4 separate regions of the Homo sapiens genome follow, and regions 2, 3 and 4 are each linked to region 1. Evidence: chromatin loops called from intact Hi-C (ENCODE). Cell type or tissue: CD4-positive, alpha-beta T cell. All regions are shown on one strand. Each heading gives the region's core, and the rest is flanking DNA. Links, peaks and the distances in the headings are about the cores only. Region 1 overlaps USP9X (ubiquitin specific peptidase 9 X-linked). Region 2 has its middle 150 kb from the start of USP9X. Region 3 has its middle 75 kb from the start of USP9X. Region 4 has its middle 140 kb from the start of MED14OS.

Region 1 (7,382 bases), core at 828-5,827:
GGCCTGACAGTCACTGCTTTCAAAAGAAAGCTCAATCCCTTTTCCCTGTTGTTTCCTTTTCTCCCCGTTTGAATTTATAGAGAACAACAGATTCTGTAGAGAACCTTCATGGTATAGTTGGAAGAGCCAAGGGTTTTAGAGTCTTAACGGAAATTATTGTGATCTTGTATAAGCTCAGTGTACTTAATCTCTTAGCTTCTATTTATGTCTGTTAAATTGGACTGATGGCTGTATGAGATAGGTATTATGATTAAATGAGATTATACAAATAAAGCACCTACTGTTGTGCTTGATACACAAGTAAGTACTTAAAACTTTTCAAGAATAATATACAAACTAAGAACTGGAAAGGAGCCACAGAGAACTTTTGAATGGAATGGAACCAACAAGTCCACAAAAGAAAAAAAATCTTTAGCATAAATACTGAGACCTGTTTCGCCTTGCCCACAGGGTGGTTATGGACCATAGTGTCTAAATATAATTGATTGTGAGGTGTATGCTACAAGTAATTATAAGCAATTAAATAATTAGTTAAAATAGTAATGTTTGCAAATGAGATTACCTAAAAATATTAGAGTCAAGATTATCCCCTTAATAATTATTTTCACTCACATTTCATGTGTTTTCGATTGAGGCACCAAAAGAATCCTTGAAGTCCAGCATATAAGCTATTAATGTTTGCTGTTTTTATTTTGTGCTCTGCTTTATACAGTTTTTGTTTTTTGGCAATTTCTCTGTGTCCATAGAAGTGTGTCAAACCTGTGATAACCTTATTTTAGTGTCCTTTCTCATGCTGTGGTAGAAAAACTGCTGTGTAGGTTACTTTTTCTTCTAGACAACAATGCACTAAAATTTTGTCTTTAAAAACATAATTGAATCTGTCATAGCAACAGCATGTTCAATTTAAAAATTCAAAAAGATCTAAACTTGGCTTAAAAATACGTTTTTTTGTTGTTGTTTTTATTTGAGATGGAGTCTCGCTCTGTCGCCCGGGCTGGAGTGTAGTGGTGCGATCTTGCTCTCTGCAAGCTCTGCCTCCTGGGTTCACACCATTCTCCTGCCTCAGCCTCCCGAGTAGCTGGGACTTCAGGCACCTGCCACCATGCCCGACTAATTTTTTGTATTTTTAGTAGAGACAGGGTTTCACCGTGTTAGCCAGGATGGTCTCCAACTCCCGATTTGTGATCTGCCCGCCTCGGCCTCCCAAAGTGCTGGGGTTACAGGCATGAGCCACCGCGCCTGGCCAAAAATAAGTATTTTTGTACTCTAAAATGGTGGGCATTTTGAAAGAAAGCTTAGCTGAAAAGATGCTGCTTACTGGATTGTAATAAACATGAAACAATTGATTTATACATTCACATTATAATTTTAAATCAGTATATAGTTGACCCTTGAACAACATGGGTTCAAACTGTGTGGTCCACTTTCACTGCAGATTTTTTTCAATAAATATATTGGAAAATATTTTGGAGATTTGTGACAATTTGAAAAAAACAGGATAAACTGCATAGCTTGGAAATACTGAAAAAATTAAGAAAGGTGTGTCATGAACGCGTAAAATACATGTAGATAATAATCTATTTACTACCATAAAATATACATAAATCTATTATAAATTTAACATTTATCAAAACTTAATGCACACAAACGTTTTTATAGACCACATGTGGTGCCACGTGCAGTTGAGAGAAATGTGAACAAATGTAAAGATGGATTAAGTCATAACTGCATAAAATTAACTAGTACATTCTCTACTACTGTAATTTCATAGCCATCTCCTTTTGCTACTGCGATGAGTTTGTTGTAAGTATCCGATGAAAATATGTGACGCTGATCTCTGCATGAGCAGTTCATCTCTCCAGTAAATGGTCTATCATAGTAAAAAATGATCTCTCATGTTCTCATGTATTTTTCATCATGTTTAGTGCAATACCATAAACCTTGAATAACATTACGGGACTCATGAAGTGTCACTAGTGGTGCTGGCGAACAGGCTCCCAAGAAGCAGAGAAAAGTCATGACGTTATAATGTTCTGCAAAGTTTCTTATAAGAAAAAGTTGAATTGCTTGATAGGTACCATAGATTGAGGTCTGAGGTCTGCAGCTGTGGTTGTCCGCCATTTCAGATGATTGATCTTGTAAACAGATGATGTAATTTTACTTTATTGGTAAAAACAGTACAGTACTATAAATACATTTTCTGATTTTCTTCTTTCCTTTTTTTTCCCTTTTCTTTTTTTTTTTTTTGAGACTATCTCACTCTGTCACCCAGGCTAGAGTGCAGTGGTGCGATCTTAGCTCGCTGCAACCTCCACCTCCCGAGTTCAAGCGATTCTCTGCCTCAGCCTCCCTAGTAGCTGGGATTAAAGGTGCACACCATCACACCTGGCTAATTTTTTTTGCATTTTTTATTAGAGACGGGGTTTTACCATGTTGGCCAGGCCGGTCTCAAACTCCTGACTTCAAGTGATCCGCCCGCCTCAGCCTCCCAAAGTGCTGGGATTACAGGTGTGTGAGTCACCACCCCTTCTGAGTTTCTTTTTTTCTCTAGCTTGCTTTATTGTAAGAATACAGTATTATAATACATGTAACAAAATATGTTAGTCGCCTCTTTATGATCAGTAAGGCTTCTTGTCATCAGTATGCTGTTAGTAGTTAAGTTTCTGAGGAATCAAAAGTTATTTATGGGCCGGGCGCAGTGGCTTATGCCTGTAATCCCAACACTTTGAGAGGCCGAGGCGGGTGGATCACGAGGTCAGGAGTTTTAGACCAGCCTGGCCAACATAGTGAAAACCCATCTCTACTAAAAATACAAAAATTAGCCCGGCATTGTGGCACCTGCCTGTAGTCCCAGCTGCTTGGGAGGCTAAGGCAGGAGAATCACTTGAAACCAGGAGGCAGAGGTTGCAGTGAGCCGAGATTGTGCCACTGCACTCTAGCCTGGGCAACAGAGCAAGACTCCGTCTCCAAAAAAAAAAAAAAGAAAAAGAAAAAAAAAAAAAGTAGTGAGGTCTGGCGCCCTCTACTGGTGAAGGCTAAGTATAGCTTGTGTTGTACAGTTAGGTCTCTTGTCTCTAGTGAGTCAAATATTTTAATGGAAAAACAAGGGTTATAGATGTCGGTTAAACATAGAAATTTGAAAGGAAGAGAAGTAATTCCCTTTGATTGTTGGTGCATAAAACCGGAATAGGCAAAATTCACAAGTCAAGATTAATTTCCAAGTCAAGATAATTTCCATGTTTGAGCTTAAGGATGATCTATCAAATTGTTTTCTAAGAAACTCATTTCACTTTGATGTCCAGTAAAGGAAATAATCTGGTAGGGGGTTGGAGTTGCTGTTGCTTGTTTATTGTCTCTATCCCCAGTCTGTAATGTTCCACAAAAGCAGAGATATTTGATGCACTGTGTACTTCCATATATTCTCCTATGATTAGAACAATATGTGACCCATTGCAGATGCTCAGTACACAATTTTTGAATGACTAAGCTTTGAGTTTTTATTTAAACACCTTTTTTTTGGATGAAAAGAAAAATTGAGAGAAGAAAATCTTAAGTATCCTAGGATCATATGTAGAATCAGAGGATTTCAACGTGCTGTATAAAAGGAGAGAGATTCTGGAACATAGGGCAAATTTTAGCAGAGTTGGGATAATGACTGGGTAAGAAAGGATAATTCTTTGTTCTAAAAGGGATTTCTCTGGTATTAAGGCCCTGTGTGAAAGCTGCTGGAGAAATTCAGTTCTGCAAAGTTTAAAGTAAATGGTTTGCTGTTTATGGAGTACTAGATTACTTAATGCAGTCCAGCCTTTATCTAGGTAAAGGTGATGCTTTTCCCATTGTGGAAGATGTTAGGATGCTAAGTTTGAATATGAAAATGTGTTGTGTGTTGTAGAGGCAATCAAATCACCATTTTGGTTGTATTTCCCATTGAGAAAATTAAAGATGCTTCTGTTTGTGTAATAATTTTGTTTTTATGAAATAAAGCGTAAAACTTCATGTGGTAAAATTTCACACTGTGATTCATTGTATTTGAGCATGCCTATGGAAAGTGATTGTTACTGTGTCAAATATTGAATGATTTGAATAATTACTAAGTTGTTCAGTTGTGTGTAGGATACTGCTGCTTTGACTTGGTAGAGAGCTTGTTCTAGCCCTGCTAGGTATGCCTAAATCTCTGTGACATAAAAAACAGGCTCTTTTAGAGTTGTGAGACTGCTACTTGAAATCAGGCAAAGCTGTGTGATTCCCAGCTGTTTCCACCACTTGAGTATTGAATAGGATTTATTAAGAAAAGTAGTGGTGTTATTCTTGGATAACTTAGTTGTATCTGTGATAAGTTTTTTTCTCCCACTCAAACCTTTCCAAATTATATCTGAAGGCAATATTTTCAGATTCATTCCTGAAATATTTAGGAACTCTGCACAGTACATTGTAGAAAGGGAAAAGAAAATTTACATTTTTTTGAGAATTACTGTGCTTGCTATTTGTGAGACTCCTTTTATTAAAGCAATTCTCATGGCTTTCTTTTTTTTGTGTGGGTAATAGCATCTCAATTTTAAATACCTGGAAAAAGAATGAGAGAGGTTGTTACTTTCTTTTTAAGATAGGCAGATTGTAAGTGACAGAAGTTGGATTTTGAATGAGTTATGTTTGAATCCAGAAATTATTTTTAATTGCTCCATGCCTATTTCCTGCTCTTTATCTTGCATCTTAGTGTGCTGAGGGAAAGGGATCAAATTCTTATGTGGTAGTAGAGAGATGCAGCAGAGTATGCTATGCTGAGACCTGACATACCTGCTCAGCAATACCGGAAATATAGAAATGAGGACAGCTTGTCGGGTAGAAGAAACAGAAACCAAGAGCTAGAAAGGCGAGACTATATAAGAGATAGGGATAGCAAGCAGCTTGAGGCTTTTGCTGATTGAGTGTCCTGTCATAAGCAGAAGATGATTTAGTTCTGTGGTCTTAGAGAAAGGTGTTTTGAGAGAGGAGTTTCACACTGCCGCTTTTCCCATTTATCTTAGTTATTTTGTTTAAAGGGATAGTCCCTTAGTTATCCACATGATACTTTTGTCTAGAATAATTTATACCATGACTTTTGCCAGATATTTCTGATTTGTGTATAGATGGTTACTGAATTCATATAGATGGAAGGATATTGTGCATAAAAATATGAGAATATAATTTTGAGGTATTTTAGCTCAAATGATCTCCAAATGCTAAAAGAACTGCAAGGTAAGGGAACAGTGAGTACTCTATATATACAATTTTACTGTGGGAAAATATACATAAAATTTACCATTCTAACCTTTTTTTTTTCTTCTTCTTTTTTTTTTTTTTTTGAGACGGAGTTTTGCTCTGTTGCCCAGGCTGGAGTGCAGTGGTGCGACCTCGGCTCACTGCAAGCTCTGCCTCCTGGGTTCACGCCATTCTCCTGCCTCAGCCTCCCGAGTAGCTGGGACTACAGGCGCCCGCTATTGTATGTTTATTAGAGGTGGGGTTTCACCGTGTTAGCCAGGATGGTCTCAATCTCCTGACCTCGTGATCCGCACACCTTGGCCTCCAGAAGTGCTGAGATTACAGGCATGAGCCACCACGCCCGGCCCTTTTTTCTTCTTTTTTGAGACGGAGTCTCACTCTGTCATCCAGGCTGGAGTTCAGTGGCACCACCTCGGCTCACTGCAACCTCTGCCTTCCGGATTCAAGCGATTCTCCTGCCACAGCCTTCCGAGTAGCTGGGATTACAGGTGTGCGCCACCACGCCCAGCTAATTTTTGTATTTTTAGCAGAGACAAGTTTCACCATGTTGGTCAGGCTGGTCTTGAACTCCTGATTTCAGGTGATCCACCTGCCTCAGCCTCCCAAAGTGCTGGGATTACAGGCGTGAAACACCGTGCTCGGCTGATTTTAACCATTTTTAAGTTTGCAGTTCAGTGGCATTAAGTACATTCACATTGTGGGATGCTTACCATCATCCATTTCCAGAACTTCTCTTCTTTCCAAACTGAAGCGCTGTACCCCTTAAGCAATAACTCCCCATCCCCCCAGCCCCTGGCAACCATCATTCTACTTTCTGTTTCTGCAAGCGTGACTAATCTGGGTACCCGTGTACTTGGAATTATGCAGTATTGTTCTTTTGTGAATGACTTATTTCACTTAGCATGATGTCCTCAAGGTTCACCCATATCGTAGCACCTGTCAGAATTTCCTTTCTTTTTAAAAAATACTAAATAATCCACTGAACATAGGTACCACATTTTGTTCGTCCTTGTATTGCTTCCTGGAAAGACTTTTAAAAGAGACACAGTATTGGCTTAGTAGACAAGGTGATCTCCCTGGCCCCCTACTTGCCCCACACTTGGGAATATATAGTCGCTAACCTCATCACTCTCAGGAGGAGATGGTAGGGAGTGGAGGTTGTATTTATTTTCGGGAAAAAAAACAGACTCCCAGGTGGTGCTGATGAATCCATCTCTTCCTACCCTTTTGTGAATAGTTGAATCTGTGTTCAAGATTCCCAAGTTTTGCCTGAATTCTAGACGTGTAGAGCCAACTCTCTAGTGGTTTTCACCTCAGTTTCAATGTTAAGAACTGTACGAACTGCCACTCTACCCCTTTCCTTGGAAGAGAAGTGGACGGGAAACCTGGAGTCCAGGATTATATAAGCCAAGGAAGCTCAGAGTTTCAAGAAGGGAGAGGTGGTCAGTGTCTAATGATGAGAAGAGGGCAAACAGGATGAATATTGAGAAGCAGTTATTTGATTTGTCAGTAAGTAGAACATTGATCTGTGGACCTTCTTCTCATGCGTCCCCTAATGCACATACTCAAAAGCTTTGTATGTAATTTTTAGGGGAATTAATCTTGAAGCCCATCCCTACGTCTCGATTAAGACCTTCTGGCTTAAAGCAGTTTTAGTTTTAGTAGCTTTGGATGGAGCCAGGTGATGAGAGAGAATGGACAAAGTGGAAGGTGAGATGGGCGGGGCATGGTGGCTCACATCTGTAATCCTAGCACTTTGGGAGGCCAGGGAGGAGAATTGCTTGAGCCCAGGATCTCGTGACCAGCCTGGGTCTCAAAACAACAACAACAAAAAACCCAAAATTTACAACTTACCTACTTTGTCTTCATCACATTTATTTAAAAAGAAAGAGAAGGGGGAAATGGAGACAGTCTTACGACTTGTGGGAAAAGGGAAGGGCAGACACTGGTGATTTTCAGTAGGGAAGATTCAAGCACAGGCTGGGAAAAGATTGATTGGGGATGATGATGATTGGAGCATCATCCCTTGGAGAGGGTATACAATGGGATCATGACCCCAAGCTGAGGGACAAGAAAAAGAAGAAACTGGAGCAGATTTGAAGTAGACAAGAATAAAGTTGAAT
Region 2 (7,382 bases), core at 1,293-6,292, 180 kb before region 1:
CCTCTGCCTCCTGGGTTCAAGTGATTCTCTGCTTCAGCCTCCCGAGTAGCAGGGATAACAGGTGCGCACCACCACACTAGGCTAATTTTTATATTTTTAGTAGAGATAGGGTTTCACCGTGTTGGCCAGGCTGGTCTCGAACTCCTGACCTCAGGTGATCTGGCCGCCTTGGCCTCCCAAAGTGCTGAGATTACAGGCGTGAGCCACCACGCCCAGCCTAAGGAGTTGTTTTCTAGAAAAAGGGTTCAATTTGTTGTGTGGCATTCTCGCCCAAGGATAGAGTAAGAACCAAGAGTGGAAGGAACAGAGAAGGAAGTTTTGCCTGCATTTCTGGTAATTTGCAAAGCCCATTAATTTCCTAAAGACTACAGGAGTGCTGAAGTGAAGAAACTTGCTTAATTTTGTTTAACCTAAGTGTATCTGACCCCCAATTCTCATAACCCCAGTTGATATCTCAAAGGCCACTAGAGTCCATGTAACCCAGGTAAGAAGTGCTGTTCACAGGAGACTTTGGTATTTTTCTCTATCATAATGTATCATAGAAAGGGTATTACAGGGCTGGGCACCGTGGCTCACACCAGTAATCCCAGTACTTTGGGAGGCCGAGGCAGGAGGATCACTTGAGGTCAAGAGTTCGAGACCAGCCTGGCCAACATGGTGAAACCCCATTTCTACTAAAAATACAAAAATTATCTGGGAGTGGTGGTGGGCATGGGTAATCCCAGCTACTTGGGAGGCTGAAGCAAGAAGCAAGAGAATCACTTGAACCCGGGAGGCAGAGTTTGCTGTGAGCTGAGATCGCACCATGGCACTCAAGCCTGGGCAACAGAGTGAGACTCTGAAGGAGAGAGAGAGAGAGAGAGAGAGAGAAAGGAAGGAGAGGAGAGGGGAGGAGAGGAGAGGAAAGGAAAGGAAAAGAAAGTCTATTACAGTATTACACTGGTGTTCAAAGCAAGTGTGCCTTCTCAGAAAAACAATTAGATCCTTAACCTTGAATATGAAATGAAACTTCTTGTCTTAGCTTGGATTCTCCTAGAAGCAGACCACAAGACAAAAATATGAGCACAAATTTGGGGAGTACGGAGGGAGATGCTCTCAGGAAATACCGTAAGAAAGTGGGAAAATGAGACAAGAAAGAGAAGGGAAGCTTAAAAGGGCGAGTTATGGGCCGGGCAGATCACGAGGTCAGGAGATTGAGACCATCCAGGCTAACACGGTGAAACCCCGTCTCTACTAAAAATACAAAAATTAGCTGGGCATGGTGGCAGGCGCCTGTAGTCCCAGCTACTCGGGAGGCTGAGGCAGGAGAATGGCGTGAACCCGGGAGGCGGAGCTTGCAGTGAGCCGAGATCGCACCACTGCACTCCAGCCTGGGCGACAGAGCGAGACTCCATCTCTTAAAAAAAAAAAGGGTGAGTTATGAAACATGTTACAGTTATGGGCAACCGAGGCACCATCCCACTGGAGAGCTCTGTGAGAAAGTGTAGACTGCACTTTGGGGTTTAGTCGTACATCACACACACACGCGCGCACGCGCGCGCACACACACACACACACACACACACACACACACGGTATTTATCCTAAACTCTTTTCCATCTTTGGCTGAGGGCTGCTGCCAGGGGTGTTCACTCTCTGGCACTTCCTGCCTGCCCTGCCCGCAGCTGAGCGCCAGTGCACAGGCAGACTCACAGGTGCTTGCGGTTGGAGGCCTTAGTCTTGTACTGGAAGAGTGAGTGCCAAGGGAATGTGAGTAGGTCAAGGTCAATGTCTGTCACATGTTTGAATTTTTTTTTTTTTCTTTTGAGATGGAGTCTCACTCTGTCGCCCAGGCTGGAATGCAGTGGCGCGATCTCAGCTCACTGCACCCTCCACCTCCTGGGTTCAAGCAATTCTCCCGCCTCAGCCTCCCGAGTAGCTAGGACTACAGGGGCCCGCCGTGATGCCCAACTAATTTTTGTATTTTTCGTAAAGACGGGGTTTCACCATGTTGGCCAGGCTGGTCTCAAACTCCTGGGCTCAAACCATCTGCCCGCCTCGGCCTCCAAAGTGCTGGGATTACAGGTGTGAGCCACTGTGCCTGGCCTCTCTGAATTCTAAACATGTCTTTTCTACTTTCTTCTGTGCTCCAGTGTAGTTAAATATACAACCCTGCTGGTAAATTATTTTTGAAGATACTAAAACAAGCTATTTTTTTACTTCTATTTTTTTTTAAGTTCAGAAGACCCCTGAGAATGACCAAGTGGGCTGCAGTAAGATGGGGCATGCTGGGAAGTACTGGCACCTCAAACCACCTTCCCCTCGGCCTCTGGAATAACACTGATGCTAGTGAGACAGGCACAGCTGCAGATACATGGGTCACAGACCCAGCTTCTGAGCTGAGAGCAGTCCAATATAGCAGACAGCCCGTGGCATCTGACATATATGGCAAAGGCAGCTGACTGACCGTGGGACACAGGCAGCATTAGGAGGGCCAAAGATGGATGAACAGAATTCCCTAAAGGTGCTCAGAGCATCTGATGGAAATCCAGGCTTAAGCAATGCTTAGAGAGCCAAGAGGACAGACAGGCAATGGGTGACAGAGTCATCTGTCTCCAGTAGTTGGAGCCAATCACCAGGAAGGAGTTTTGGCAGCATTCTGGGTTATGGCAAGGAGCCTGCCAAGACTAAGTCAGGAGCCCCAGCCTTAGAGGGCATTAGGAGGCAGACAGGGGCCTAAGGCATGGCCTTAAATACAAGGAACAAATCCAAGACCAAGAGAGGGTCAAGAGTAGAACTGTAGCTAAGAACATGTAGAACTGTAGCTTCCAGTTAGGGAAACAAAAACCCCAAGGTCAAGACAATATAAGCAGCAAGGATGCCCTGTTTCCAGGTCCCAGCATATGGGGCTAGGGTTCCTGAGAGTCCAGCTAAGGCCAGAATTTGTCCTAGAGCTGAGAGAAGGCTGCACCAACAGATGGACATCAAGTGGTCCTAGCAGTAGGAGATGAAGTTTTTTGAGACCATGGTCAGGCAAGGCCTGGCTCTCTACTGTGATGTTTGCAGCCAGGTGGTCAGGGGTTCTTGCCAACCAACCCACTCATCCATCCCAATGCCTTCATGGCCTTACACATCCCCTCATCCTCTTGCCCCACTGACGGCCACCCTAGGCCTTTGGAGCCCTTGAAAAACAGTGATTATGATCCTGTCCACTGGCCTTGAAATTGGCTGACTTCTGGGATGGAAAATATGGCAGCCAACCATTCCTGTGACACCATCCAGAGCCTCCGCCCTCTGTAATTCACAGGGATAGAATCTGCAGGTCATTCGAAAGGGCCTCTGTTTTTTGTTTTATTTATTTATTTAGAGACAGAGTCTCACTGTGTCCTGAAGTGCAGTGGCGCGATCTCGGCTCACTGCAACCTCCGCCTCCCAGGTTCAAGCGATTCTCCTGCCTCAGCCTCCCGAGTAGCTGGGACCACAGGCGCCCGCCACCATGCCCAGCTAATTTTTATGTTTTTAGTAGAGATGGGGTTTCACCATGTTGGCCAGGCTGGGTCCTCTGTTTTTTAATATTTAAAATCATCTCTCCCCAAATTCCTAAGCTTACATGGCGTTAATGGCCCCTTCTCCCCCTTTCCCTTCAGATGGCACTGTACATATCTATTTTGGTCGGCTTCCTGTTAAAAGTGCTTCCTTTTCTCTTTCTACTTACTCATCTTTTCCCCTCTGCTTGTTTATTTGCTGGGGTTTTTAATTTTTTTTTTCCCTGAGTTTGACCTCAGCCTGCTGTCCCCATCCCCCATGCCCACACTCCTAACCCACAATAAGATTGGGATCTTTTCATTTATACTAAACACATCACCAGCTCTTTATTCTTCGTGGCCCTTTCCTACCCTTATTTCCTTTTCATTTTGTTTCGGTTTTAATCCTTCATTACCCAGCTTTTCCTGGCAAAGGTCCAAGACCAAACTGCATATTTTTCTAAGCTTTCTCTCTTTCAGTTCTTCTTTCCTTTCTCTCCTCCACCCCTGGCTTCCTGAAAGTCTGCCTCGGGATCCACATTATGTCTTTGTTTTTGCCAATAACAAATACTTCATTTACTGTTTTGAATAAACGCTGCTTTTCAGTTACTGGAGCGCTTGCTCCTTCTCTGAAAACACTGTATTGGAAGAATCAGATAAACCTCACTGATATTTTGATTGAAATATTTCTGCATTCTCTTCGCAGAATTCCAAGTATGTGGCAACACGCGTGTTTGGAGCCAGACTTCTGAGAAGATGCCCTCAATCACCCACAGCCTCTTTATGAGTTTTCCCCTCCAATGTGACTTCAGTTATTAAGATGTCCCAAGTGATTAGACTCACCAGCAGCCTCCTAAATACTCAGCCAAGGAAACCTGATATGGTGGGGAGAGGCTGTTCGGGGGAGATTACTTGGCAGTGGTAAAAGTCAGAAGCCTTATGTCTGCAGAACTTTGTTCACTTCTCAGAAGTCCTTTGACTGTGTGATATGAGGAAGTCACTCTAAATCTCATTGTCTCTTAACTGCAACACAGAGGCAACAATACCCCATTACAGGAACTCTGTGTGAAAAATATTACAAAATATTAACAAAATGCTTTGAATTCCTTGTATATTTCACCACGTTAGATCTAGCAAACTACCATCCCTCATCTGGGGCAGAGAATTGTTAAGTGTGGTTAGGCCAGCCAGAGGGCAGCCTCAGGCAAGTCCCTGTGAACTTACTAAGGCAGGGAGGGACAAGGGCAGGGGCAAGTTTGGGGTTGGTACAAACCCCTCCCTCTGGGCCTATTCCAGGAATCCAGGAATATTTCTCTAGCAACCTATTATTATTATTGTTGTTGTTGTTTTGAGATGGAGTCTCACTCTGTCACCCAGGCTGGAGTGCAGTGGCGCTATCTCGGCTCACCGCAGCCTCTGCCTCCCGAGTTCAAGCAATTCTCATGCCTCAGTCTCCCCAGTAGCTGGGATAACAGGAGCCCGCCACCATGCTCGGCTAATTTTTGTATTTTTTGTAGAGGTGGGGTTTCACCATGTTGGCCAGGCTGGTCTTGAACTCCTGACCTCAGGTGATCCACCTGCCTTGGCTTCTCAAAGTGCTGGGATTACAGGCGTGAGCCTCCGCGCCCAGCCAGCAACCCATTATTTTATACATCTGAGAGCTCATGATTTTCCACAATCCATTTCTTTCTTTCTTTCTTTTAAGAATCGGGGTCTCATTCCGTTGCCCAGGCTGGAGTGCAGTAATGCAGTCATAACTCACTGCAGCCTCAAACTCCTGAACTCAAGCAATCCGCCTGCCTCAGTCTCCCCAGTAGCTGGGATTACAAGTGTGCACCACCACACCTGGCTCAGAGGCTATATTTCTTTCTTTCTTTCTTTCTTTCCTTTTTTCACGCTTAATTCACTTTATTTTTCTTGTGTAAAAACCCTATGTTGTAGCCACAGCTGGAGCCTGAGTCCGCTGCACGGAGACTCTGGTGTGGGTCTTGACGAGGTGGTCAGTGAATTCCTGATAGGGAGACTTGGTAAATACAGTCTCCTTCCAGAGGTCGGGGGTCAGGTAGCTGTAGGTCTTAGAAATGGCATCAAAGGTGGCCTTGGCGAAGTTGCCCAGGGTGGCAGTGCAGCCCCGGGCTGAGGTGTAGCAGTCATCGATACCAGCCATCATAAGCAGCTTCTTAGGCACAGGTGCGGAGACGATGCCAGTGCCCCTGGGTGCAGGGATGAGGCGCACCAGCACAGAGCCGCAGCGGCCTGTCACCTTGCAAGGGACGGTGTGGGGCTTGCCGATCTTGTTCCTCCAGTAGCCTCTGCGCACGGGGACAATGGAGAGCTTGGCCAGGATGATGGCCCCACGGATGGCGGTGGCCACCTCCTTGGAACACTTAACACCCAGACCGACGTGGCCATTGTAGTCCCCGATAGCAACAAACGCCTTGAACCTGGTGCGCTGGCCGGCACGGATCTGCTTCTGCACTGGCATAATCTTCAAAACCTCATCCTTGAGAGAGGCCCCCAAGCAAAAGTCAATGATCTCTGATTCCTTAATGGGCAGGGAGAAGAGATATATCTCCTCCAGGGACTTGATCTTCATGTCCTTGACCAAGCGGCCCAACTTGGTGACGGGCATCCACTCCTTATCCTCGGCCTTGCCTCCGCGAGCTCCGCGGCCTCGGCCCCGGCCCCGTCCACGGCCGCGACCCCGGCCCCGGATGCCACTGCCGAAACCTCCGCGGAAGCCACCGCGGTTCCCCATCCCAGGGCCACCAGGGCCTCCGGACCCTCCTCGCTGCACCGGCGTCATCCGCCATTTGGTGTTTTCTCTGAAAAGAAGCTCTTTTTTTTTTTTAAATAACATCTTTTATTTGTATACAATTACAAATTACAAACTTGTTTTATTATGGTTTTTCTTATTTATAAAAAAATTTTTTTAGTCAACTTACTCCCTTTTATTTATTTACCAGTAGTTTGCTCTGACAGAATAAATTACAAACTATTGTTTTGCTTAATCCTTTTAACCACCATGTCAGGCACACAGATTGGAGGATATTAGCTCCCATTTTGCAGACAAAGAGAGGAAACACAGTACCCATATTTAGTGTAAGACAGCTGGGATATAAGCCTTGGGCTTCCATAGTCACAACTGCTTTTTTTCCATAACTTTGTAATACATCATTTGAAAGTAATCTGATTTCACAATGTTTTACAGCGTAAGAGTAGCATCTATAGCATCTCTTCTTGGAAGTTTACCTCTGGAGAGAACCAATCTAATTACCTCATAAGCTGGCACATTTTAAAGCAGTTACACCTCTAACTTGATTTCCCAGCTATGCTCGAGGGTCCCAGGAACCAAAATTGCAGCCAAACTGATCTGAAAGGAGCAGGGAATAGAATGGTCAAGCATGTCTCCAAGTTTAACCTAGGCCTGGGACATCCTCACCAACTGCTCAGATGGCAAGTAGGGGGCAACTAAGTGAAGGGAGTAGCAGGAAGACCCACTTGGGGTGGACACTGATGAAAAACACAAGCAGTATCAGACCCACTGTTTTCAGGATTAAAATCCCCAGATGCCCAGTTGCTGGTATACTATCTACTATGTCATTACCAGCAGGACAAAGGGTAATACTTATGAAGACTAGAATATGCAAGGAAAAAATTAAGCTGCCTGCCTGTCTGGGGCCTACAAAGCCAAACAGTGCTAATTTCATCCATGCCAAACACAGAAAATTGTTCATTCCTTCCTGATTTGGGTTTTAAGGAAGAGTGCTGATCATCAGAGAAACCAGGTAATTCTATCCTGAAGCCCAAGGGAAGAAATAGTGGCCATTTCCCAGTTATAGATGGTGCAGGGGGCAACACTATCTGCCACCATGAAGG
Region 3 (7,382 bases), core at 1,478-6,477, 110 kb before region 1:
ATTTAAAAATAAGGGTCTCCCAGGCTGGTCTCAAACTCCTGGCCTCAAACCATCCTCCTGCCTCTGCCTCACAATGTGCTAGGATTACAGACGTAAGCCACCATGCCCAGCCTTTGTACCTAAACTCTTTATCTTCTCACTCAAGCAGCCCTGAAAATTCCAAATGCCTCCTGCTTATTTTTATTTTTTATTTTTATTGAGACAGAGTTTCGTTTTGTCACCCAGGCTGCAGTGCAGTGGCACAATCTTGGCTCACTGCAACCTCCGCCTCCCAGGTTCAGGCGATTCTCCTGCCCCAGCCTCCCAAGTAGCTGGGATCACAGACGCACTCCACCTTGCCTAGCTAATTTTTGTATTTTTTATAGAGATGGGGTTTTGCCATGTTGGCCAGGCTGGTCTCGAACTCCTGACCTCAGGTGATCCACCTGCCTCAACCTCCCAAAGTGCTGGGATTACAGGCATGAGCCACTGCGCCCAGCCCCTCCTGCTTATTATTTAATCCCTCCCAAATCCCAGGCAGCAGCTTCCTCCTTAAAACATCTTCTTCATTTAGCTTCGAGAACGCTACATTCTCCTGGTTTTCTTCCTCACTCACTGGCTCATTCTCTTCATCCTGACCTCTCAGCATCAGGGTGTCCCAGTATGCAGACTTTAGATCTCTTCTCTATTATTGCTCACTCCTGCATGAGCTCACCCAGTCTAACGGCTTTAAATACCCTCTATACACTAATGAGTCTCAAATTTGTATTTTCTGTCCTGACCTCCAGACTCATGTGCCCAATTGCTCCACTAAAAATACAAAAGTATTGGATAGAACCTAAATAACCCAGTTTGAATGGTTATTCTGTATCTCATTCTTTTTCTTTTTTTTCTTTTTTTTTTGAGACAGGGTCTCACTCGGTCGCCCAGGCTGGAGTGTAGTGGCACACTCTCGGCTCACTGCAACCTCCACCTCCCGGGCTCAAGCGATGCTCCTGCCTCAGCTTCCCAAGTAGCTGGGATTATAGGTGCGCACCACCATGCCCAGCTAATCTTTTTGTATTTTTAGTAGAGATGGGGTTTCGCCATGTTGCCCAGGCTGTATCTCATTCTTAATCTGTCCATAATTAAATTCTGCATTATTCCCAAACCTGCTCCTGCCTAGCATCCCCCTTCTTAGTAAATAACGGCTCCATTCTTCCACTTGCTCAGGCCAAAAACCTTGAAGTCATCCTTGACTCTCATCTTTCTATTACAATTCACATTTGACCTCGTAGCAAATCCCTTCAGCTTTGCTCTTATAGTGTTATTGCCTCTGACCACTTCTCACCTTCTCCACTGCTGCCCTGCCCTGGTCCAGCCTCCTGACAGCCTCCTGGATGGACCACTTGCAATAGGTCTTAATTGGTCTCTCTGTGTCCACTCTTGCCCAGCTGTAATTTACTCCTCATGGATAGCCTTTCAATATTTAAGCCAGCAAAGGTCATGTTCCACTTCAAAACTTTCCAATGGTTTCCCACCTGACTTGACCCAAATCAAAAGCCAGTGTGATCTGTCCCCTGGCTTTCTCTCCAACCTCAGCTGCTATCACCCTCCCTGCTTGCTCACCATGCTCCAGCCACATTGGTCTCCCTGCTGTCCCCTGAATAAAGAAGTTCATTCTCAGGAGGCTGAGACGAGAGGGTCGCTTGAGCCCAGGAGTTCAATGTTACAGTGAGCTATGATCATGCCACTGTATTCCAGGCTGGACGATAGGGTGAGACCTTGTCTCAGAAACGAAGTTCGTAAACTTCCTTCTCATCTTCGGCCTGTGTATTACTTTCTCCGCTCCTGAAATGTTCTGCCTTCAAATATCAGCATAGTTTCCTGCCTTTGTTCATTCATGTCTCTGACCCAACGGCACCTCCTCAAAGAGGCCCCCCCTTGACCACCTTATCTAAAAATAGCACCCATATTACTCTCTAATCCTTGACGCTGCTTTATTTTCCCTCTTGGTACTTAATCTGACATTTGGTGACATTTTTCATCTTTATATTTATTTATTTATTTATTTTGAGATGAAGTCTCGCTCTGTCGTCCAGGCTGGAGTGCAATGGCACAATCTCAGCTCACTACAACCTCCACCTCCTGGGTTCAAGCAATTCTCCTGCCTCAGCCTCCCGAGTAGCTGGCCTTACAGGCACGTGCCACCACGCCCAGCTAATTTTTGTATTTTTAGTAGAGATGGGGTTTCGCCATGTTGGCCAGGCTGGTCTTGAACTCCTGACCTTGGGTAATCCGTCCACCTTGGCCTCCGAAAGTGCTGGGATTACAGGCGTGGGCCACCGCGCCTGGCCCATTTTTCATTTTTAGATTGCCTCTTTCCCCCATGAGGGCAGGAACCTGGTCTGTTTTGTTTATTGCTATATTCCTATTATCTGGAAGAAGAACTGACACAGAAGGGGTGCCACAAATTCTTGTTAATTCTCTTCGTTTACGTTATGCAAGGTTCAAGTTCTTCCCAAATAGAATATAGCATGGAAGTTCTCGCAGGTGCTCTCTCTCCTCAATGCAAGACATGGCCACCTCTGAGATACAGTTGGCTCACCCCTAAAATGCTAAAGCCCAGCGATCACACAGGCGCACATATTAGAGCACTTCCTTCTCATAAACTTCCAGAAGCAGAATTACTAGATCATGAGCTAAACTCCCAAATTAACCTCCTGAGAGGTCAATGCTAATTCCTTTCCCATCAGCAGTACTCCATTACGGTGTACTCTGGGCCTTCAGGCAAATAATAATGATGATGATGATGATGTTGATGATGATGATGATAGTGTCCTCTTCACTCTTTGTTAACTGGAAAATAAACAGATCTTTTTAGTGGCAGGGAAACTTCTGGGTTATCAGGACTAGTGAGGTCCTGGGATGGGCTTTTAGGAGAAAAGAAGCTCTTCTGGCAGCTTCCATCTCTGAAATTATGTCCCCACCAATACTGTAAATTGTTTCCCCATGATGCCAAGTCATGTTTATTCAGGAATTCATTCACTTCATAATTCCTTTTGAGTATGTATTTTGTACGTAAACTCCAAACTTTTGCCAAGCTCAAGAATATTCCTTGAAATAAAGGAATTTGGCCAGGCATGGTGGCTAACACCTGTAATCCCAGCACTTTGGGAGGCGGAGGCGGGCTGATCACCTGAGGTCAGGAGTTTGAGACCAGCCTGGCCAACATGGCGAAACCTCGTCTCTACCAAAAATGCAAAAATTAGCCAGGCACAGTGGCAGGCGCTTGTAATCCCAGCTACTTGGGAGGCTGAGGCAGGAGAATCGCTTAAACCTGGGAGGCGGAGGTTGCAGTGAGCCGAGATTGTGCCGTTGCACTCCAGCCTGGGCGACAGAGCGAGACTCTGTCCTCCCCGTCCCCGCAAAAAAAAAAAAAAAAAAAAAAAAAAGGAATTTATAACTATCCTGGCATTTAGCAGTTTACAGGGGGGTTTCACTTCCGTTTTCTCATTTGGACCATGCAAAAGCCAACTGAGTACAATTCTGCCCATTTTACAGATGAACAAACCAGAGGCACAGAGGAGAGGGATTTGCCCGAGGCTACACAATACCTGTGAGTCACAGCCAGGACTAAGGATCCTGTGAGCTTCTCAGCACATGCCACTCCTTCCTACAACACCCTGCCAGGTCCACCACCTCCGTAAGTGGAGAATCTTAACGAAGGGCGACCTATGCACGCACCTGACTTCTGAGCTGAGGAACAGTAGAATGAAGGAGTTATTTTTAAATGGCTTTTACCGAGCCTGTGATGTCATTTCATTGATCACGCTGGGAGATGCGGTGCTGAGTTGTGCTATGGCAACTCGATTAAGGCTGGGAACTCCATTTCCTAGAAGCCCCTCCCTGCTGTGTTTCCGGGTTAGAGTTGGCCAAAAGAGAACCTTGTGCAAGAATTGTAGGGCGGAAGGCGAGCAGCAGTCACTGCCCCTGGCAGGTTTCCCGTCAGATACAGTGAAGGACAGAAACAGAGGGGCCCTGAGAGGCCCTGCAGCTCCCGGTTTATCCGGCTCTCTCCTCTGCTCCCTCCCAGCTAACATTTCCTGCTGTTGGCTCTGCTACCCAACAGCTGCCTCGGGCCCACCACCAGGGGCTTGGCTGTCGCCCCACATGGGGCGGGAGCTACGTAGAGGCCACAGCTCCCATAAACCTCTCCACGAACTCCCCCTCCGCGGCCCTGCTTCGGTGGCTAGATGTGCTTTGGCTTCTGGAATTTTCCTGCAAGCTCTGATTTGTCCAACTGCACCAGTGCTTCCGGCAACGGCTAGTGACTCTCTGATCTTCTGACTCCTCCTTCCAGACATTCACTTCCCCAGCTCTTCCCACAGCTGTGAACGGTTTTATTCCTAGAATACTCACAGTGGCTCTGTTTCCCTGGCTGAATCCTGTTACGATACTTACAGATTCTGCTTTACATGAAAAACAGCATAAGAAAAAAAAAATGTTCTGGAGTGTAAGGCAGAATTCCACCTGATACTTAGAATCTATATATCTCATGTGCTTGATTTATAGATTGGATATGTGGGAACTAAGGAAAGAAGATTATTCAATGAACCAGTGGAGGAAGAATCGTGTATGCTTTCAGTGTAGACCAAACTGGGGAAATAGATGAGAAAGGAATAACTGAAAAGACATAACCTTCTTTATCTTGTTTTTCTAAGCTCAAAAGATGGAAGAGGGGAAGGAATTGGTAGTGAAGCCATTTTTGTAGTCTGGAAATTTTCTGTCAAGTTTTACATAATTCCTTAGGGCATACCAAAGAAAATAATCAGTCCTGTCTACCCTCTAAGTAACTATCTTCTCTTGAAAGAGAAAGGAGTGATTCTTATTTAGGAAATCTAGTTCTTTAAATATAAAATACGAAATTGAGCCTGGGCAACATAAGGGAGACCTTGTCTCTACTAAAATTCAAAAAGAATAAAAATTAGCCAGGGGTGGGGCGCAAGCTGATAGTCCCAACTATTTTGGGGGCTGAGGTGAGAAGATCGCTTGAGCCCAGGAGGTTGAGGCTGCAGTGAGCAATGATCTCACCGCTGCACTCCAGCCTGGGTGATACAGTGAGACCCCATCTCAAAATAGATACATTAATTAAATTAAATGTGAAATTACACGTGAACAGGAGCAAACCGATGTTCAAGGATTCTTAAACATTATAAAACCAACAGGACAATATCTACCTGGTTAATGCTGAGGTGAATAGTCAAGGCTCTAATGTTAATAAATAAATACATCAAAGATCTTTTCCTTTCTCTTCCTTATTGTAGCCTCCTCTCTTTGCAACAGAGAAAGGAGGTCTTAGAACAGTTTCCAGTGGAGAAGAATTTTGAAATTCAGCGTTTTCTTCCTAGCAGTCTGTATGTATGTGAATGTTCTATGCCATTGTTCTTTCAAAATCATACTTGTTTGTCTCCCTCTTCCACCCTCACGCAGTGAGCGTTTTCACCCAGTGTCTTTAAAACATGCCTGCCTCAGGTGGCTGGTCACTTTATCAAATAAAAGGTGGCTGGCTTTGCCAATTTCTTTTCCCTACTCTGCATTAATAAGCCTGGCTCACAGTGCAGTAGAATTTTATTTCCACCAAGCAAATACAGATTGCTTTCTCCTTGGCTGCTTTTTAAAAGTCTTCTCACTCTCACTTGTGTCTAGATCATCCACCCATCCCTGCAGCACTAATGCTGACAGTGGCCAAGAGTATGAAATGTTCTCAAGCCAGTCCTGAGCCCGCAGATTCCTCCTCGGCCACTGGTCACAGGAGTGCACAGGGGGACCACTGTGCAACCCAGACAACCACCAGCTCATCCTCACAAAGAAGAGATCGTCTCCACTCCTGGGACCCCCTGAGACTCCCAGGGACCCAAACTCTTGGCTCTTGGCTCTGCCTGGAGTTTTATCTCCAGCTTGCTGGGTTTACTACCAGAGTCCTAGTTCTCTAGGGCTGCCGTAACAAAGTACCACAAACATGGTGGCTTCAAACCACAGAAACGCATCCTCTCGCACTTGTGGAGACCAGGCATCCAAAACTAAGGTGTCCACAGGGCTGTACTCCTTCTAGCTTCCGATGGTTGCCAGCAATCTTTAGCATTCCTTGGCTTATGTCCGCATCACTCCAATCTCTGCCTCTGTTGTCACAACTCCTCTGTGTAGCTGCATCTTCTCTTCTGTCTCAAGTCTCTCTCTGTCTCTCCCTTTTTTATTTTTATTTTTATTTTTTTTGAGACAGGGTCTCGCTGTCACCCAGGCTGCAGTGCAGTGGCGTGATCATAGCTCACTGCAACCTCTAACTCCTGGGCTCAAGTGATCCTCCTGCCTCGGCCACCCAAAGTGCTGGGATTACAGGTGTGAGCCACTGTGTCCAGTTTATAAGTTTTATGAGTTTATAAGTGCCCTAATAAGGACACTTGTCATTGGAATTTAGGGCCCACCTAGATGATCCAGGGTGATCTCCTCATCTTGAGATCCTTAACTTAATTACACCTGCAAAAACCCTTTTGCCAGATAAGGTCACATTCACAGGTGCCGGAGTTAGGAATGAGAACACATCCCTTGGGGGCCGCCCCTCAATCCACCAGGCTTTGTCTGCCTGGACTCAGAAGTATTTCCTTTCCAGTTTTTTTTTTTCTTTTTTTTTTCGATACGGAGGCTTGCTCTGTCGCCAGGCTGGAGCGCAGTGGCGCGATCTCGGCTCACTGCAACCTCTGCCTCCCGGGTTCAAGCGATTCCCCACCTCAGGCTCCCTGGTAGCTGGGACTACAGGCACGCGCCACCACACCCGGCTAATTTTTTGTATTTTTAGTAGAGACGGGGTTTCACCATGTTGGCCAGGATGGTCTCGATCTCCTGACCTCATGATCCGCCCGCCTCGGCCTCCCAAAGTGCTGGGATTACAGGCGTGAACCACTGCGCTTGGCCTTTCCTTTCCAGTTTTAAAGAATTTTCAGGCCAGGTGTGGTGGCGTGGTGGCGCGTGCCTGTAATTCCAGCTACTCAGGAGGCCGAGGCACGAGAATTGCTTGAACCCAGGAGGTGGAGGTTGCAGTGAGCCAAGATCGTGCCACTGCACTTCAGCCTGGTGACAGAGCGAGACTCTGTCTCAAAAAAAAAAAAAAGAATTTTCTGGCTGGTGCTAAGGTTCACACCTTTCACGCCTGTAATCCCAACGCTCTGGGAGGCCAAGGCAAGAGGATCTGTTGAGCTCAGGAGTTCAAGACCAGCCTAGGCAACATAGTGAAACCCCTGTATCTACAAAAAATTTAAAAATATCCAGATGTGGTGTGCATGCCTGTAGTCACACCTACTCTGGAGGCAGAGGTGAGAGGATTCCATGAGCCCAGGAGTTTGAGGCTGCAATGAGCTATGATGGCA
Region 4 (7,382 bases), core at 1,642-6,641, 240 kb before region 1:
GGCGTGTACCACCATGCCCAGCTAATTTTTTTTTACTTTTTTTTTTTTTTTTGAGGCAGAGTCTCGCTCTTGCCCAGGCTGGTATGTAGTGGTGCAATCTCGGCTCACCAAAACCTCCGCCTCCCAGGTTCAAGCGATTCTCCTGCCTCAGCCTCCCAAGTAGCTGGGATTACAGGTGCCTGCCACCATGCCCGGCTAATTTTTGTATTTTTAGTAGAGATGGGGTTTCACTATGTTGGCCAGGCCGGTCTCAAACTCCTGACCTCGTGATCCACCCGCCTCGGCCTCCCAAAGTTCTGGGATTACAGGCGTGAACCACTGCGCTCAGCCGATTTTTTTTACTTTTGTAGAGATAGGATCTCACTATGTTGCCCAGGCTGGTCTCAAACAATCCTCCCATCTCAGTCTCCCAAAGTTCTGGGATTACAGGTGTAAGCTGCCATGCCTAGCGTCCAGCCTCTTTTTCCCCCATGGCTCCCACATGCAGAGGTGCAGCCCGCTATCACAGGCTGTCTTAATTCAGGCTCTGATCCTAGCTCCCCAACCACAGAGAACACACAGTTACCTCTTCAAGGGTCCCTTTAAAGTACCATTTCACGGACTTAAGGTTAAAAGGGGGCTCCCCATCACCTCAGGGGTCGGAGAGGGATGCCCACAGCATGGCAGTAGCCTTATCTAAAGAACCTTCTTCACAAATCCTTCTTACTTCTACCCTCTCTTGATGCCTTTGTAGTCAAAATTGTTGAGGGCATTTGAGAGTCTTAGAGCATACCTTTTGTAAAGTCAGCCTCTGTAGATCTGAGCACACTCCTTTTGGATGTCTCTTGTATTGGTGCAAAACAGCATTGGGAAGGTCCATTTTCATATCTTATTACGTAGGTAAATAAGAAATCTATCCATAATAATGGCTTGTCACATTCATGTAGTGCTTGGCCTTTATAAAAGAGAATGCAGATCTATTGCCTTAATATTCACAGCAACCCTACAAGGTAGGTGTTACTCTCGTGTTACAAGTGAGAACATTAAGACTGGTAAAGGAGAGGTGACCTGCCCTGCCTGAGCTTACACAGGCACTACATGAAGACAGGGATAGCCCAAGCCAGGGCTTGTGACTCCAGATTTATTCTCCCCCTCCCCCACCTCCACCAAGGGTAGGCCAAGGTGGAGATGTACCAAGGCAGAGAAAGAAGAGCCTGGGAAACTTCTGCTTGCTGTTCTGGGATGTGAGCTTTGGAAGATACCAGAATGGGTTTGAATGGCAAATCTACTACCTATCAAGTGCATGATTTGGAGTTAGGTTATTTCACCTCTCTGGACCTTAGATGATAACATCTACTTCTTATGGTTCTTGTGAACATGACATCCAATAGCCATGTGAAATGCCTTTTAAAGCATAAGGCTTTAAAAGGATATTGGTTTTCTTCTCCCTTTGAACAAAGCCTAAGGAAGTCTAAGGAAGAGTAGGTGGGGAAGGACAGTAAGCCAAGTGAAGGGTGGAGGGTTCTGAGTAGCTGATAAGGATCATGGTGGCACATTGGACAGAGTGAAACATGGACCTTTATCAAGTCAAGGCAGTTTATTCCTCCACTACACAGACTGTTTAGTCTGTTTAGTATTTGGAAAGAACAATTTAACCTCAGCTGCAAGACTAGGCTAGAGTCCAGGTTCTAGTATCTAGTAGCCAGCTGTCTAGAAATAAGGGAGGAAGGTAAATTGAAAGAACTTAAAACCACGGGTAGGGCTTTCCATGTCAAAAGTTGGAAATTATTCTATGAAAGAATCAGGAAAACTGGTCATGCCGAGGGATTCTCCCTACCTTTACCTCTTTTTAAGTGTTTCCAGCACGTTTTTGTGTGTGTATTTTCAGTAGTTCAAAATGATGAAGTCTAGCAGACACTATTGGTTACCTCCCCAAATCATTTCACCTTGCAGAAACACCTGGCCATGTGCTCAGGGAAGGTACTCCCCCAACACCCAATTCCCAGACACTTAGGGTGATTTCATTCCTCTAGTCTTTGATCAGTTTAAGCATGGGCATGTGATCTAAACTTGGTTAATGAATCTGATGGGGGAATCTTGGGAAAGTTTTGCTCACTCTTAGAAAGGGACACAAGACTGGAAACATTCCTCCCTTTTTTGCTCCCCCTCTCAATGCTATTTTGTGAGAATGTGACGCCTGGAGCTACTGAAGCCATCTTGTGATCATGAAGCACAAAACCCACCATACTGAAGATAGGGAAACAGTAAGAGAAATATCACGTAAGTCCTTGATAATGTACCACTGAATTAGGCAACTCTGGTATCACCTACATCTAGACATATATAAGTTACTAAATGCCATGATTGTTAAGCCAATTTTAGAGAAGTATTCTGTTTACAGCCAGAAGCAAACGTTTTGCGTAACCAAAATAGCAAACATTTTTGTACTATATTGTTCCTTTTTACACTATTAATGCTCATTTATTAGATGATGTAATTAAACCTACCAATAGAGGAGAGAGAACACAGGGTTCTACTGTAGGAAGAGACAAAGGAGGTCTTAGAAATGGAGTGAAAAGGTGGCCAAAAAAGGATGAGAAGATGGAAGGAATTCCCTTCACCAGATTGGAAGAAGAGCTAAAAGTAAGCTATAGCCCCGACACGGTGGCTCACGCCTGTAATCCCAGCACTTTGGGAGGCCGAGGCGAGTGGATCGCTTGAGCCCAGAGTTTGAGACCAGCCTGGCCAACATGGTGAAACCCCGTCTCTACTAAAAATACAAAAAATTAGCAGGGCATGGTGGTGGGTGCCTGTAATCCCAGCTACTTGGGAGGCTGAGACAGGAGAATTGCTTGAACCCGTGAAGCGGAGGTTGCAGTGAGCCGAAATTGAGCCACTGCACTCCAGCCTGGGCGACAGAGTGACACTGTCTCAAAAAAAAAAAAAGAAAAGAAAAACAAAAAACATGAAACATATCATTTGCCCATTTTCCATTGTAATAAATGTTTTAGTTCAAAAATAAAAAGAGAATCACTCGAGAAGTGCAGGCACAAACTTTGGTTTGGTCTCTCGTATTTGTTTGGTAGTTACCTTAGACAATTGATTTCTGCTGGCTCAGCCATGGCTAACTACAAACTAGCACTAAGGGTTTATCAGGATGATGGGTTTAAATCTTGCTTTGCCACCTTTAATGGTTTGACCTAGGGCAAGTTCTTTAGCTCTCTGTGCCTCTGTTTTCCCGTCTAAAATGGGGATAATAATGATACTTATAGAGTTGTGATAAGACTAAAATGAGAAGGTCTGTGTTCAGAATGCCTGGCACATAGTACTGAGTAAATGTTAGCCCTTATTGTTGTAATTGTTATTACAGTTTCCATGCTATCTAATCCTTTTAATGCAAATGTGCAAATAACTTAATATGCATATCATATTAAAGGGACCTTTAAAACAATGAGGCCGGGCGCAGTGGCTCACGCCTGTAATCCCAGCACTTTGGGAGGCCGAGGCAGGCAGATCACCTGAGGTCAGGAGCTCAAGACCAGCCTGGCCAACTTAGTGAAATCCCATCTCTACTAAAAATACAAAAATTAGCCAGTGTGATGGCATGTGCCTATAGTCCCAGCTACTCGGGAGGCTGAGGCAGGAGAATCACTTCAACCTGGGAGGCGGAGGTTGCAGTGAGCGGAGACGGTGCCACTGCATTCCAGCCTGAGCAACAGAGCAAGACTCCATCTCAAAAATAAATAAATAAATAAAACAATATGAAATGAGTTTGCCAGTGACTATTTACAAAAGCAGAAATCTAAGTGCTAAAGTTTGTTGAATTGAGTGGAAGGAAAATAAAGGCCCATAGTTATGGTATTAAGTAGACCTCAATTAAATTGATATTGCTGTCATTTGTATGTTATAACCATGATTCAAATACTGGGGAAAGAATTATATTTCATGTAAAAAGCTTTTACAGATGTTAAGATGTAGAGTCTATCCTCTAGGCTTAAAATAGCTTCTTTCATAATTTTTTAAACATATGCATTTTCATTCAGGACAGCAGGGGGCAGCTTTATTAGCAATGTTGATCAGTTAAACAGTAAGTTATCGTAAACATCTTGTACTGCACATTTTACCCTAATCGGGTGGAGTCAACAAATATGTAAGTGATATCTCTGTTTATATATTGTCAATAGTATTTATTTGCTTAATAAAGCTCCCGATGTGGCTGGTAATTGGAAACGCTGACTGAGTCAGTTTTCTTTGTACAAAATGCAAGACTTAATGCAATTTTATCATAACCCTGAGTCACAAAACCCGTTTTAAGCAAATTAATGGCCACCGATGGAAATAATCAAAGAGTGCCAACAAAAATTTCAATTAGTCATTTCACCAATATTCCCCCATCTTACACTTAGTCCTTTATCTTGCTATATCATCACAGTTTTTACAATTCAAAATGGGGTCTTTTATTTGACATTATTGGTGTTGATTGGTGGTATATTATGACACATTTTTAAAATCGCAAAATGGCCGAAGTTTCATTACATTTTAATTAGCATAATCAGCACAATATAAAACACAGTGCTAGGATTTCTACTCTCCAGTGTTCAGAAAAGCAGCTTAGTAAGTTAAGAGAGTGTATGTGGAAAGACAATTTAAAATACATTTTTGTCTTTATTATGTTCTCTGAAAATATAATTTATAAAATCTAATTTTCTAGTTAGCTCAGATTTGCAACTGGCAAGAATTAGGATCCCTTTAAAATCAGGTAACAGATGTGTCTAAGTTTGAGTGCAGATGACTCAGAAAGGCAAAGCTGAGCTCTTTTTAAGCTAATATTTTTTAGGTAGACATTTGGAGGCTTTTTTCTCTCTTGAATAAAAGGGAGGAAAAAGGCTCTGATGCCTGGTAAAGTTGAGAAATCTCTGAGTGGTCTTTATGATCCTGGAAGTGCTTTGCCTCTGTTAAAAGATTTAGTGTGAGTTCAAATACGCATTCTTGTCAAGCCTGGAGAGCTGGTGATTAGGAACCATTACAACTCAGTGACTCTTTCTATTTACATGTAGATGTTTCTATTCTTCGAAACATTCTCAGATTTTCTGTGGTCTTCATTTAAATCTTACTTTGGATTCCTTCAGAAGCTGACTGTGAGACAAGGGCTCGAGTACAAATAGTTTATTTGGGAGGTGTATTAGTCTGTTCTCACGCTGCTAATAAAGACATACCCAAGACTGGGTAATTTATAAAGAAAAGAGGTTTAATTGACCCACAGTTCCACATGGCTGGGGGGGCCTCACAATCGTGACGGAAGGCGAATGAGGAGCAAAGTCACATCTTACATTGTGGCAGGCAAGAGAGTTTGAACAGAGGAACTCCCATTTATAAAACCATCAGATCTCATGAGACTTACTGCCATGAGAACAGTATGGGGAAAACCGCCCCCATGATTCCATTATCTCCACCTGGCCCCACCTTTGACACGTGGGGTTTATTACAGTTCAAGGTGAGATTTGGGTGGGGACACAGCCAAGCCATATCAGGAGGTGAAGGAAAACACCAGTAGAGGAGTCAGGAAACAAGTCCACGAAGAGAAAGAGTTAAAGGATGGGTTATCCAGCAAGATAGAAGAGTGGCCCACTCTGGGCCTAATCCCACTAAGGAACTATGGGATATGGTATAGAACATGAGCCTCAGAGTCATCCCACATTAGGAGCGAGGGAGCTGGAGTATTTATACACTAACAAGCCATAGTCTTTGGTTGAGGGCTGCTCCTGGGGTTGTCAAATCCTTGACACTTCCAGCTTGTCAGCTCTGGGCCAAGCCCTCAAACAGATACAACAAATGGGGCACACTGAAGTGGTAAAGCCTGAGGGTGTGTGGATAGGACACCAAGAGCATCTGCTATAGGTTACCTCAGAGGATTTCTTTCTTTCTTTCTTTTTTTTTTTTTTTTGAGATGGAGTCTTGCTGTGTTGCCTGGGCTGGAGTGCAGTGGTGCAATCTCGGCTCACTGCAACCTCTGCCTCCCGGGTTCAAGTGATTCTCCTGCATCAGCCTCCTGAGTAGCTGGGATTACAGGCACCCGCCACTACGTCCAGCTAATTTTTTGTATTTTTAGTAGAGATGGGGTTTCACTAAGTTGGCCAGGCTGGTCTCGAACTCCTGACTTCGTGATTCACCCACCTTGGCCTCCCAAAGTGCTGGGATTACAGACGTGAGCCACTGCACCCGGCCACCTCAGAGGAGTTCTATAAGAAGTTAATTATTGCATATAATTTAGAATAATGCATGGCACAGAATAAGGATTAAATGTTAATTCCATTGTTTTGATAACATTGGCCTTCTTTTGTTTTCATGGCCAGAACCTGTGTCTACAAAAAATAAGAAAAGTTAACCAGGCATGCTGGCACCAGGAGTCTCAGCCACTCAGGAGACTGAGGTGGGAGGATTTCTTGAACCCAGGAATTGGAGGCTGCAGTGAGCTATGATCACACACTGCATTCCAGCCTAGGCTGCACTCCAGCAAGACCCTGTCTCAAAAAAATAAAATAACAAAACAAAAAAACTTTTCCCACAACAGCGGGGACCAGTAGTACTATACTACATAGGGAAGGGAGACTAGTCAAGTAATCCTTCAGAATTTTTGTTTTGTTTGAAATCTCTTAGGGGATTTTTCTAGCCCTCTCTAGAGCTTGAAGGGACAAATTTTGATTTTAAAAAAAGAGAGAGGGAAAAAAACCCACATATTTCATCCCCTAATGAGCTCCCCCCTGCAGGGCACTCTATCTGGGTGGATATTTTTATCAGATGCCAGGTAATTCTCGTGCAGCCTGGCCTAGACCCACATTCAGAAAACAATGGCCCCAGGATAAGGGTCCAACCCTCAGGGCAGCGTTCAAAGCCCTCCTATACTCAGCCCCTCCCCACCTCTTTGGCCCCCTCTGCTGGCCCCCCTTGCCTAAAAACATCAGCCCCAGCAACACAACAACCTGCAATGTCTTTTTACCCCTCCCTCTACCTAGCTCATTTCACCTGGCTGACTCCTATTAATTCTTATTCAATGTTTTCCTCCATTTCAGCTCCAAGTTCGGTTACATACCACTCCTCTGGACCCTGCCAATGCCCCATGCATACCTCTGTCATTGCACTTATCTCACTGTGTTAGAATTATCTCTAGGTCTGTGTCCTTTAATAGACTGAGAACCTTGAGAATGGGAACCATATATTAATAGTATTAATCCATGCACCTCCAGTATGGTTGACAGGGTACAGAAAGAAGGAAGCTGGGGAGGGAGGAAAAAAGAGAGGGATGGTGTTAGTTTGGGTCTTCAGAGAAGCAGACCCAAAGATGAGATAAAACACGCAAGAGATTTATTTAAAAAAATGCCTGTGAGAGAAAATGTGGGAGGGAG

What was found. Peaks named below come from ENCODE experiments on the same cell type or tissue, not always from the same donor. Only the 100,000 strongest peaks of a DNase experiment are listed, where the experiment ranks them.
Region 2: it touches region 1 in a loop (3-fold over the local background); 20 of 110 quality-filtered maps call a loop at or near these places.
Region 3: a loop joins it to region 1, with 4 times the contacts of the local background. A loop is called at or near these places in 13 of 110 quality-filtered maps.
Region 4: a loop joins it to region 1, with 16 times the contacts of the local background. A loop is called at or near these places in 65 of 110 quality-filtered maps.

What each region holds. Positions count from the first base shown.
Region 1 is chrX:41,112,254-41,119,635 of GRCh38, forward strand. All of the region lies in intron 1 of USP9X (ubiquitin specific peptidase 9 X-linked), which reads left to right. Among named protein-coding and RNA genes, the nearest start is that of USP9X, 30 kb to the left of the region's middle. RefSeq lists a silencer at 2,397-2,529 and an enhancer at 4,790-4,849. In CD4-positive, alpha-beta T cell, for the core only: a CTCF peak has its summit at 3,027 (motif pointing left); DNase peaks (open chromatin) are centred at 2,088, 3,038 and 4,858; H3K27ac peaks cover 723 bases.
Region 2 is chrX:40,929,549-40,936,930 of GRCh38, forward strand. It overlaps the pseudogene RPS2P55. Among named protein-coding and RNA genes, the nearest start is that of USP9X, 150 kb to the right of the region's middle. In CD4-positive, alpha-beta T cell, for the core only: no CTCF peak of the experiment used is centred there; a DNase peak (open chromatin) is centred at 3,903; H3K4me3 peaks cover 923 bases; H3K27ac peaks cover 928 bases.
Region 3 is chrX:41,006,429-41,013,810 of GRCh38, forward strand. No RefSeq gene overlaps it. Among named protein-coding and RNA genes, the nearest start is that of USP9X, 75 kb to the right of the region's middle. In CD4-positive, alpha-beta T cell, for the core only: no CTCF peak of the experiment used is centred there; a DNase peak (open chromatin) is centred at 3,843; H3K4me3 peaks cover 1,003 bases; H3K27ac peaks cover 1,049 bases.
Region 4 is chrX:40,874,024-40,881,405 of GRCh38, forward strand. No RefSeq gene overlaps it. Among named protein-coding and RNA genes, the nearest start is that of MED14OS, 140 kb to the left of the region's middle. RefSeq lists an enhancer at 4,371-5,244. In CD4-positive, alpha-beta T cell, for the core only: a CTCF peak has its summit at 4,054 (motif pointing right); a DNase peak (open chromatin) is centred at 4,058.